Linked DNA regions of Homo sapiens: all the other regions are linked to region 3. Evidence: chromatin contacts called from ENCODE Hi-C or POLR2A ChIA-PET data. All regions are on one chromosome and are shown on one strand. The core of a region is the stretch at or near the end of the contact, and the rest is flanking DNA. Distances in the headings are between cores, read along the strand shown.

The links. Hi-C counts contacts between places; a loop is a spot of excess contacts on that map. ChIA-PET counts read pairs that join two places held with the same protein, here RNA polymerase II (POLR2A). Pooled maps may share reads with other maps.
Region 1: a map with no recorded cell type shows a loop between it and region 3 (11-fold over the local background). The contact joins two enhancer-like sites. A Hi-C loop is called at or near these places in 2 of 37 single-sample maps with no recorded cell type and 2 of 50 pooled maps.
Region 2: a loop to region 3 is called in a pooled map, with 7 times the contacts of the local background. The contact joins the promoter of UBE2V1 here to the enhancer-like site in region 3. A Hi-C loop is called at or near these places in 2 of 37 single-sample maps with no recorded cell type and 5 of 50 pooled maps. POLR2A ChIA-PET finds 5 or more read pairs at or near these places in 1 of 52 experiments (naive thymus-derived CD4-positive, alpha-beta T cell).

What each region holds. Positions count from the first base shown.
Region 1 is chr20:49,675,150-49,678,953 of GRCh38, reverse strand. The region is part of intron 1 of B4GALT5 (beta-1,4-galactosyltransferase 5); the gene reads left to right. Among named protein-coding and RNA genes, the nearest start is that of B4GALT5, 37 kb to the left of the region's middle. RefSeq lists an enhancer at 2,277-2,356. Within about 2 kb of position 1,778, at least 19 of the 41 ENCODE cell types and tissues checked have a DNase peak (open chromatin) inside an H3K27ac peak, as active enhancers do.
Region 2 is chr20:50,110,537-50,114,463 of GRCh38, reverse strand. UBE2V1 (ubiquitin conjugating enzyme E2 V1) reads left to right here and starts at 1,314. Exons shown (of 4, transcript NM_001032288.3): 1 at 1,314-1,357. The coding sequence starts at 1,336. All of the region lies in intron 5 of PEDS1-UBE2V1 (PEDS1-UBE2V1 readthrough), which reads left to right. RefSeq lists enhancers at 395-962, 967-1,076 and a silencer at 1,247-1,786.
Region 3 is chr20:51,398,816-51,402,424 of GRCh38, reverse strand. The region is part of intron 9 of NFATC2 (nuclear factor of activated T cells 2); the gene reads left to right. Among named protein-coding and RNA genes, the nearest start is that of MIR3194, 52 kb to the left of the region's middle. RefSeq lists an enhancer at 1,510-1,979. Within about 2 kb of position 1,889, at least 8 of the 41 ENCODE cell types and tissues checked have a DNase peak (open chromatin) inside an H3K27ac peak, as active enhancers do.

The DNA of each region.
Region 1 (3,804 bases), core at 529-3,028, 1.7 Mb after region 3:
AGGAGAATGGAGGGAACTTTGCTTTGTGCTCCAGGAACCCTGGGGATTCCCCCCAGCCCCCATTACCAGTAACAGCACTAACAATGTTTATATTGAAGTGGATATGGAAGCCAAGGATCTTCAAGGTCTTAGTAGCAAGCCTAGTAGTGAGCTGTTAAGCCAAATGAAAGCAGTGATTGAGTCTCAGCTTGTTTTTCTATGAGAGTACTAATACCTACTTTATCGAAGTTAAATGAAACCTTTTAACCCTTAATATTGATTAAGGCTTGTGTTAGGAGGAAGTTTGAGAGAATGTGTCCTTGCTACATGTCTGTCCAACTCCCAAAGGCCCGAGGGTACCTGGATGGCTTCCAGGGCTCAGTGATTATGTATTTTATGCATTAGTAGGCTTCTTTCAAGATATCTTGGCCAGATAATTATGAGGCTTGTCCTTCAGAGGCAGCATGCACACCACCACGTAGGGACTCATGGCTGGTGCCTGTCTTGCAGCTAGAATAGCAAGACATCTTCATTCTTGGAACAGTGAGAGTGAACTCAGAAAAGGGCCTGCATTCTTGTCCAGCCAAATTATTGTTCACCTGTCCTAGACTATAAATAATTCCATGACATGTGTCCAGTCCTTTGTGAGTTCCAGGGTTGGTTTTGCTTTTCTATTTTGATTGCCTTGGACTTGCTCTGCGAAATTAGTAACCAAGTTGACCTTCATCTTTTAGTTTAGCCCAGGACTCTAGGCCCTGTGTGCTTGCCATATCAGGAGGGGTGAGATCAAGGCCCCACTTCCAGTGTCATTTGATTCTCTACCCTGCCATTTGCTGTGTTCTGAAGAAATAAAGTTTGTTTGCTGTTTGTCCTAAGGTGGAACATATCTTTCAGAGCACATGCTAACAAGATTTAAAAGATATTTCAGGCTGGGCGTGATGACTCACGCCTATAATTCCAGCACTTGGGGAGGCTGAGGCGGGCAGATCACCTGAGGTCAGGGGTTCGAGACCAGCCTGACCAACATGGTGAAACTCCTGTCTCTACTAAAAAATACAAAAATTAGCTGGGCATGGTGGCACATGCCTGTAATCCCAGCTACTCAGGAGGCTGAGGCAGGAGAATTGCTTCAACTTGGGAGGCGGAGATGGCAGTGAGCCGAGATTGCACCATTGCACTCCAGCCAGGGCGTTAGAGTGAGACTCCATCCCAAAAATCAATCAATCAATCAATCAATCAAAGATATTTCACCTCTCACAGCCAAATACAGATGTAATTTTGGGGGAGTACGATCCTTATTTTATATTGTGTTCTGATTATATGTAATTTTTGTTTTATCCTTTCAGCTGCGTAAGAAAAACTCAATTTCCACTCTTTTTGCAGACAATTCTTCAAAAATAGATTGCAAAGTTTTCATGTATTCATTTTACCATTTGTTCTTAAGAAGACTTACTTTAACATAATTACCAACAAATGTTTGCACCTAGCATTTCTGCTCAGAGAATGGTGTGAAAGGGGATAAAAATAGTAAGCCTTAGCCAGTGCCAAAGTTGTCAGTGGATTAAAGAATAGTGCTATCCTGGAAATGCTGCTTTAGGGGAGTTGGAGGCAGGGGGTCTTGCTGGGGATGGTGTGCAGAGGGTGGTTGGTGCAGGTAGGAAGAGGTTCCAAGCACCTTGTTAGGCTTAGTTTCTGTGCTATTATCTTAGGGCTAGACTTTTGGGAGGGGTTGTACTTGTACTTCAGTTTGTATGTGGGTCATGTTTGCACCATAGCGGGTGTGGTTATTGACAACTGTGTTTCCCGGTGGTTCCCCTTCCAGCCCATGCTCACCAGATGCCATTAGCAAGTTGTACCTTCTCTAATACCCTGAGGTTTTTCTGAGAAGGCTGCAGAAATACCCCCTAGAACAAAGAAGTCAGCAAAAACAAAACAAAACAAAAAACACCACTTAAGGGTAAGCACACAAACACATACAAATATAAGGACATACATCATAGGTATTGTAATGTTCCAATCCCATAATTTTGGAATGATTACATAGGTGGAATACAGAAGTATCCCTGCTTTTCAGCATGACTGCCCTTGATGACTCATCAAAAAACAGCAGTGCTAGTCATCTTAGACACAGAGGATGTGTGCCATTTAGACTTGTTCTTTTAAATAGTGAAAATTATTGCTTTATGGTTTTATTCTGTGCCCCCCGCCCTCATGCCCCTATGGGCCAGAGAGGCAGTTCACCAACTTCTCTCCAGTTGTGCCTCCCCTTCCTTCCTGTGACTTTAGGGAGTTTGTACGCATCTGCTCTAGTCCTAGAACCATGGGGCCTTCATAGCCCCTGCGCAGTAGCCAAGAGCAATGGGCCTTCTTACGGAAGGAAGAGCTCAGTTGGCAAGTATATCCTGAGCTGAGTTGTGAAGGCACACATTCATACCTCTCTTTATTTTTAATGGGGTTAGCACAGTCTTCAATCAATAGCTTAACTTCATCTCTGCTTTTATTTCTGCTCCTAGCATAAATTATTTAGCACAAATGCAGACATAATCTCAGAAATTACTTAGTATTAGTGTCCTGCTGTGAGCATCATTTTCTTGAGTGTGTTGTGTTCTAACCGCAAATTAGCAAAAGACCCTTCAAGAAAGTCTTTCTGTGGATTCATTTAGGGGGAATTTAGAAGGTTGTAGTCAGTGCTACCTGATCACTTTTATTTTCAGTGAAATTTTGTTTTATTCATAGTATAGTTAATAGCTTTCCTGTAACACACACACACACACTCTCTCTCTCTACATATATATGTATTATGTACATTTTTAAAAGTCACTTTTTACCTGGTAATATCTTAATCCCTTAAGGATTTGTCAGTTGGCCCATCGGTGGACTGAGTCACTTTATGAGTAGGGATTCCGAAAATGCCAAGCTTTGTCTGGGGGGGTTGGGTTGGGGGAGGATGCAATAATAAAAACTCTAACCTTGAAGATGCGGGGAGGGCCTACAGACATGTTGGAATTCAACAATTAGGTATATTTTAGTGTAGCCTCATAGTGCAGCGACCCAGCTGTAAAGATGAAGTCACTCATTCCTGTAATGATTTGCTAGCTTGTTGAACTAAAGTCTAGAGTTGAAAATTCTGCTCCTTTTGAACAGTGATCTAATTGTGAAACGGACAGTTGGCTACTGACAGTTTTCAAATATTAGCCAGTTGCTGATTTTAAAAATAACTGTGAGAAAGGAAGACCAAGGTGAGAAGAGACTAAAAATCAAACAGTCACATGAGGTTTTGTATCTTCAGACAGCTGAAGAAACCCGACAACCTACAAAGATATGATATTTGCTTGGGTAGTTGTAGTTCAGGTGTTTCCTTGTGCACCGAGCCCCTAGTGCATTGCTCATAATAGGTTCTGGGGCAGAGGTACCTGCTGATAGCTCCACAGGGTCATAAGCAACTTTGAACACCCCCAGGAGCCTTGTTGTTGGGCGTGGTGGGAAATGTTAATTGGCCTCTGAGTGAACTAGGAGGTACTGTTAGGATTCTTATCCCTTGATAAACTTACTCCCTGTGGCCGTCTTGTTAATATTTAAAAGTAAAGTGTAAATCCATTACAGGACACCATAATTTAATATTTGTTGCATTTCTGAGCTATGTGGTTGCCAGCATAGGGTCAGTATCCTAAGGCCTTTGAGTTTTCTGAGTTTTAACTCTCAGCTTGACTGTGGGGTGTGTGGGCTTGGGAATTGACTTTTGTTTGAGAGTAACAGCAATCTTAGGAATTAGTGATTTTTTTGGTCCTTGCAAATGTTACTGAACACACGGAACAAGCCAGCCAC
Region 2 (3,927 bases), core at 65-2,564, 1.3 Mb after region 3:
GTTTTGAGCAGATGTTGGTCTATATGGAGAATGGGCCATAGGGGAGAGAATGGAAGCTGCTGGGGTCTTCCAAGTGGGAGATAAAGGCAGCTTGCCCTGAGTGGAGAAGTGAACGGAGTGGAGAGATGCAGAGTAGGCACTGCTATCAGACAAAGGTGATGAATTGGATGTGCTGGGTGAGGGCTTCCAGCTTCCTTGTCCCTCTATGTTTAGAGTCCTGGTCCTTCTGCCAGTATTTTGCTCTGTGACCTTAAGCCAGTCCCTTCACCTCTCTCAGCCTCAGTGTCTACATCCATATAAGGGCTTCTCAGACAATTTATAATAAAGGAGGAGTACCTTCTTGGGTTTATTTATTTGCAAAAATATTTCCCAAGGGCCTTTGCACAAGCTGTTCCCTCTACCTCCTCATTGTTACGGTCTCTGCTGAAATATGACCACCTTAGGAGGCCCTTCCTGACCATCCTCTGCTGCTCTTGTCTTGGTTTATCTCTACCCTATCAGAATTATAGTTTCCTGTTTATTTACTTGCTGTCTACGACTAGAATGTAAGTCCCTGAAAGCAGGGATTTGCTTCTTCAGAGATGTCTATCCATCCCCAGCGCCTAGCACAGTGTCTGGTACATAGTAGGTGCTTAATGTTTGTTTGTTTGGTTGAATGAATGAATGAACGAATGAATGAATGAATGAATGAATGAATTGGGTAGATGGTTAGCAAATGCTTTCCCTGCCACCTTAATGCCCCTAAATCATTTAGCTGCACCCACTCCAAGCCTTCTCTGGCCGGGGAGCATCAATCCTAGGAGCCAGATCATCTGACCTGGAGGGTGATGATTCAAAAAATTTGAACCTGGAGGTTAAAATTCTGCCTGTCTCTGCCACTTAACAGCTGAGTTTAGATAAATCGCTTGATCTCTCTCGGCTGCATTTTTCACATTAATTCTGACCTTGCGGAGATGTGGTGAGGATCTAGATAGGAACTAGACAGGAAAAAGCCCCAAGCGAATTCGGCGCTTTTGTTTGAAGCTATATTTTCTTTTTCTTTCACAATCGCGCCTTCCCAAGCCTAGTCACCCCTGCCCTTCTCACTAAGCACATCACAACCTCCCTCGCACCCGATGTGTGGGGACTTGCAGGTTGCTGGGCCCTCGAGCACGCAGATATTTCCTTTCTCTAAAAGGGAAGGAAAAGAGCCTTCCAGGCCACGGGTCGTGCAGGTCTCCGGGGCGGGCGTCAGCGGCGGCGTATGTGCGTGCGCGCGCGCCTGCGCATCAGGGCCGGGGGACGGGTAAGGGGGGGGTGAAGAAGGGGCCGGCCTTCAAGCAAGAGCGACGCAAGATGGCAGCCACCACGGGCTCGGGTGAGCGGGGGCGCCGGGCCCGGCCGGCCGAGGGGGCATGGGCTTGGGCCGGGGGCCGGGGACCCTCAAAGCCTCCTGCAGCGGAGCCAGGGTCCCCGCGCCGCCTCTGTCTGCTGGGCTCCGCGGCAGCCACCGGCGCGGCCTGACCGGGGGAGGAGGAGCAGGCGGTGGCCGGAAGCACGGGCGGGGGGCTGAGGGGCCTGTGGGCGGCGCGGCGAGGCCCTGAGGCTCCCCCGGGAGGCGTGAGGGCCCTCTGTGCTGTCTGGGGGAGCCGGAGTGGGCGAGGAGCGAGCTCCGAGGCACTCCTGAGGATACCGGGGCTGGCGACTCTTAAGGGGCGATCTAGAGGTCCCCTAGAGGAGGCGCCCCACAGCGGATGGAAGTCCCATACTGGGTGCCAGGGGTGCGGCTGAGAGGGGCCTTGGGATGTCTGGAGGGGACATCAGAGAAGCCCTTCAGGCTGGATGGAAGAAACGGGATCCTGAGGGGGTGACTTGAGAGGATCCCCTATCGGTTGAGGGAACGGCTCCGGCGTTAGTTTTAGAGATGGGGTTAGCTGAGGAAATAGCTATGTTGACTAGAAAGGAGGAGCCTTGGAGCAGCTGCTTTTGGGGAGAATGAAGGGGGTCTCCGCATGATAAGTGAGAGGAGGGAAAAGGATTCAGATGCCAGAGGGACCTAATAGCGGTGATAGTGAAATGACCCCATCATTACCAGTCTCCTGTTCGAGGATACAGATGGATTGCTTCAAGTTAGGTTTCAGGGGACAAGGTCCGAGTGGGGCAGTTGGTGGAAGCCTCTGATATTGGATGAGGGAGAACAGATGAATTGGGAGCCCCGAGGATGTCTCTTTGGGAGTGGGGATTCAACTGAGGGAAGCCCCTGAAATGAGGGAGTGGAAAAGGTCGGGTTCCGGAGATGTTTCCTGTAAAGGAGAAAAGTCTCCTCTTTTTGAATTGAGTGAGGGAAGCATATCCTAGAAGTGTCTCTTCTGTGGAGACGCTCACTCTCATCGACTCCTTTAATAATTGGGACAGATATGTGGGTTCAGCTCAGAAGTTCCCCACTGGCTGATGGGAGTAGGGAGGTGAATAGATGAAATGGGAACTCTTGGGTGAGGCTGCACCCTCAGGTGCCTGGCAGTGAAGTTGGCCAAGGAGGTTCTCTCAGATGGGGTGAAAATGGGTTACCTCTCTGATGGAGGAAGCAAACAGGGCCACAGTGTTCCCCACTGTGGGGCTGCAGGGACACCAGCCTGAGTACAGCAATCATTGGCATATTTAAGGCCACAGCAGCGGCAGTGTTGGGAAGGAATTGGTGATCCATGGGAAATAGGGTGAGGGGAATTCTTTATAAATGTTGCTACTCTGCGGTCTCAAGGAGCCATACTTGCCTGATGGTTGGGGTGGGAATAAAAGAAATTGAATGTGGGGGATCTGACTGAAGTGACCCACCACAAGCTGCTGCCTTTTGAGTTTAAAACAGTGGGGTCTTCTTGCAGAATAGCGGAGACCATGAATCCTTTTACTCGATTTTGGTTTCAGCTGGAACAGTGCTGAGTCAATTCATTTACCATGACGCTGCCCCAGGCACTCCCAGAAGAGAGATTCTGAGTCAGGCCAGACTGCTGGGTAAAACTTCTCACCAGAATAACACTCCTACCGGGTCGTAATAAACGAAGGGGCCCAGTGTGCTGGTGGTAGCCAGCAATAAGGTGCTGTTGCAGCTCAGCCCTGCTTGCAGTCACTCGGTTGGCTACCTACAATCTGGGTTAACAGCTGCCCGGTTCTAACTTCTCCAGACCCTGACAGTTAAAAAGTGAGTGCTTCATAAATGGCTATGGTGATCAGATAAAATGTCAGCTGCTGTCTAGTGGAATACAAGAGCACTTGGCATGGTTTAGATAACATAGGACAGGCTTTGAGGTGCCCTAAAATGGACTTCCCAAAATTCTTTTGTCTGTTTATTCAACAGATATTTACTGAGGGCCTATTATGTCCCATCGTGGATAGCAAACAAAATGGACATAGTCTGTATCCTTCGGGAGCTTCCATTCAAGTCAGGGAGAGAAGGCTGTTAAGGAGTAAATAAGACAATTTCAGATAGCAGTAAGTGCTATGGAGGAAATTGTGTGATGTGATAGTGTCTGGAGAGGTGGTCAGGAAAGTGACATTTCAGCTGAGTCAAATAATGGAAAGAGCTAACCCTACAGTGTCACAGGCAGGAGAGAGAGTGGGCTGTTAGTGCAAAGGCCCTGTGGTGGGACTCTGCTTGGCATGTTGAAATAACAGGATAAAAGGCCTTCATGTGCAAGCAAGGCTTGTTAAGGAGATGAGTTGGAGAGACATGGCTTTGGATTTGAGATGGTATGAGGGGAAGCCATCAAACAAGTGTCTGGTATGAAGTAGGCATTCAGTAAATATTTGTTGAATGAATGAATAAGAGTCTTAAAAAGAGGAGTATGATAAGATCTGACCTTCGTCCCTAGGCAGTGAAAAGAGTGCAGGGTGCTAAGAGTAAAGCAGACCTTACTTGGGGTAAACTAAAATGAGTGTACAGGCCTCTCTGCT
Region 3 (3,609 bases), core at 640-3,139:
AGAGGGTTGGGGCCGAGGTGGTGATGAACTGGCTGAAGGACAAGGAAGTAAACTGTGGTTTGTTTAGAATGCTTTCCTGCCTGTGGTTGCTACTTTAGAAGCCGTGTGGTTGCTTGATAGGAGAGGTGCAGCTTAGTTGCATGTAATCAGAAGAAATTCTGCTGAATTGGAGAATAGAAATGGGCAGTTCAGGTCTGAGTTTACACAGTTGGTTAGTCCTTCCTTGTCGGGCAGCTTAGTTGAGAAAGTCACCAATTGTTTCTCCGTAGATTGTAAGTTGATGTGCAATCATTGCAAAAAAGCAGACAATGGAGATGATGGTAGCATATTCTACACTGGCTAGGAGGGGACATCTGACTTGCATTGTAGAAACACAAAACTGGACGTCCCTTAGACCAGTGCCTGATTCCCATTGGTTCCACCACGGAGATGCACGCAGGGTTTCCCTTAAATTCCATCCCATTCAAACGTGCATGCCTGTGAGCTCAGAAGTCTGGGAAGCTAGTTGTATATTTGTCAAGGAGACAGATTCTTGGGTCTGTACTTTTGTCTGTAATGGCTATTTGTTGACACCTTGTGTTTTTATGAAAATTATCACCATTGATTAAGCTCATCAGTGAACCACTTCTAATTTACATCTTAAATTATCACCTAGTCCATAGGATCAGTGGGATGACTCACCAGTTTATGCCTGGGGTAAAAATGCAAGGCCACTGTATAGGTCTTAGGCTGTAACCTTGTATTAGGTTGGCGCAAAAGTAATTGTGGTTTTTGAGGTACCCCTGTGTCTTTGGGAGGATTTGTAGATGACACTTAGGGACCATGTAGTAAGTCTAAATACTGCCTTTTCTCTTGACGTCCGCATCTCCATATTACTGACAACTGACCAGCACATTCACGTGGATCAATGGACTTACCTCCCATTTAAATATGTAGGGAAACAGAATGGTATCCTTGGTTATTGGAATGGCCTCTTTTAGACTGGTCTTTGTCTCTTTCTCTTCCATCTTCTTTAGGGGACCATATTGTGGGCTTAATAAACACATGCCAATGAGCCAGCTATAGCATCTCATTTATTTTTATTTTTTTGAGACAGTCTTGCTCTGTTGCCTAGGTTGGGGTACAGTGGCACCATCTCAGCTCACTGCAACCTCCGCCTCCCAGGTAGCTGAGGTTACAGGCACCTGCCGTCACACCCAGCTAATTTTTGTATTTTTAGTAGAGACGGGGTTTCACCATATTGGCCGGGCTGGTCTTAAACTCCTGACCTCAAGTGATCCACCCACTTCGGCCTCCCAACGTTCTGGGATTACAGGCATGAGCCACTGTGCCTGGCCTATAGCATCTCATTTAATCCTCAGTGACTTTGCCAAGGAAGTGTTCTCATCCCCATCTCGTGGCTGGGGAGACTGAGGCAGAGGCACTGTTGAAGTGCTTATGTTCCAACAGCTTCTGATGTGAGTCTACATTTTAACAGAGGCCCCAGGGCAGCCAGAAGATCTTTCAAATTGGGGAAACCCTAGCCCAGGACTAGTACCCATAGAGCTGGGGCCACATCTGGTCTCTACCCAATGCTAGGAGGCTGTTCCTGGACAAGTCGCCCCATCTTTCTCTGCCTTACTAACTTGACCTGAGAAATGGAACTCTCACCACCACCCCCGGAGATGTCTGTGAGGATGAAGGAAGGCAGAGCGAGTAGCCACCTGCGGAGGAGGGTGTTTGGCGGTGGCCTGGTCCCGAGTTGATTTCGGGCCTCAGTTGAATGAAGACAGGCCCTGCCTCTGTCTTCCACAAAGAAGCTGACAAAGAGTGAAACTCTATGACTAAACAGGAAGCTGCACCTCCGAATGCTGCAGACGGAGCCATCATGTGATGCTTTCTATTTCTCTGAGAAGGTGACAGAACAGGGCTTGGTTTCTCGAGTCCCCTGAGATAGCGCCATTGTGCCCCCCCACCCCCCATATTAACACTGGGCACCATGTGGTTTGGTGTTTGAAGGTTTGGAGAGAGAACTCGTGTTCTGGGTGGATGGTCTGAAGAACCTGGTCCCTGGGGTTCCAACTAGATTCGAACGACTCCTCCAAGGGTGTGACTTCAGACCTGTGCCTGATGCCTGAGATCCACTGAAGTGCTCCTTAAATGAGTAGATATGGATAAAGTGACAACGTGTTGGTCATTACAGAACTTTAGAGCTGTCAGCTGAGCAAAACAGGGAGTGGCGTGCTCTAACATCAGTTCCAACAGGATCACCTTGCTGTAGGGCCGGGGTGGCAGTGGAGGTTGTTGGTTTCTGGCTACCTGGGGTAAATCCAGAAGCATGTATGGGTGGGTGGGATGTGGGCTGTGAACAAGGAGTCAGGGAACACACAGGTTGGCCTGAACAACTGGAAAGAGAGAATGTGTGTTTCCCATCATGGGAACAGGTGAGACACGGGGAGGAGGGGTGAGGATCCAGAGATTGGTTTTGGCCCTGTGAAGTTTGGGCAGGTAGATATTGCAATCTGAAATTCAGGAGTGATGGTCTGGGTTAAAAACATTAATGTGGCCATCGTCAGGATAGAGGTGGTATTTTAAGGCCCTGAGTGAATTATCCGACAGTACTGTCTGCTCTTGGACTTGGAAGAAGTCAGTTTCAAGTGGAGACTGGGCAGTTTAGTGTGGGAGCTGCCTTAGGGCCACATCCACCTGGAAATGTTTGCTTTGGGAGATGGCCTGAGATGCATGGTCAGAAAAGGAGGAGAGATGAAGTGCTTCTTTTGCCCCAGGGCAGCAGTAGCCAACCCCAACTAGCCAATTCCTGTTGGAGCCCAACATTGGGAAATCCAGGCCTCTAACTGCATAAGCGCTGAAAGGATCTCATTTATTGAGCATTCTGTCTCCCTTGAAGATGAGATTTCAGGGAGCTTATGCCTCTATTTGAAAAAGCATCCTAGTTTACTTGACATTTCTAATAACGCTGCATTATTCCCTGTAAGAAATTGGACTCAGAAAACATTTCTAAATCAGGCATTTGGAATGGACTTGGGTATTCCAATTCGGCCAAAGGGGATTGGGAAGACAGGTGTTTTGAAAGCCACAGGCATTGTACACATGTAGAGAGGAGTATTATTTACAATAGACTCCCCAGGTCTCATTCAAGTGCCTTCGTTGTTCTGATAGGGCAGGAGCTTTTTTTTCCATTGTTGACAAAAAACAGGAAGAAAATGTGCAGTTTTATGAATTTCCCTGACCACTGAGGTGATATCACTAGTAAGAAGGAAACTGGGGCCCAGTTTAGTATCTGTAGATGCCTGAAGGAAGATAACAGTTGAGTAGATCTTTAATGAAATTCTGATTTTCCTTTGACTGCAGCAGAAACCAGCTTAATTTTCTCTTTGTAGTTGGCCATGATTTGAAACCCCATCACATACCCACAGCAGCCCTTTTGTCCACCCTGAACACGCTCCCCTGATCCCACACCCCACATAATGTAATGCACTTTGCACAGAGTCCCTCATCTCCATGATTATTACCCTAGTGTTGGGTTAATTCTGGCACAAATGCTAAGATGTTGCAGAATTCTGGCTTAAACTAGAGCCAAAGGGTTAAGTTCCCTCCTGGGCTTGGATG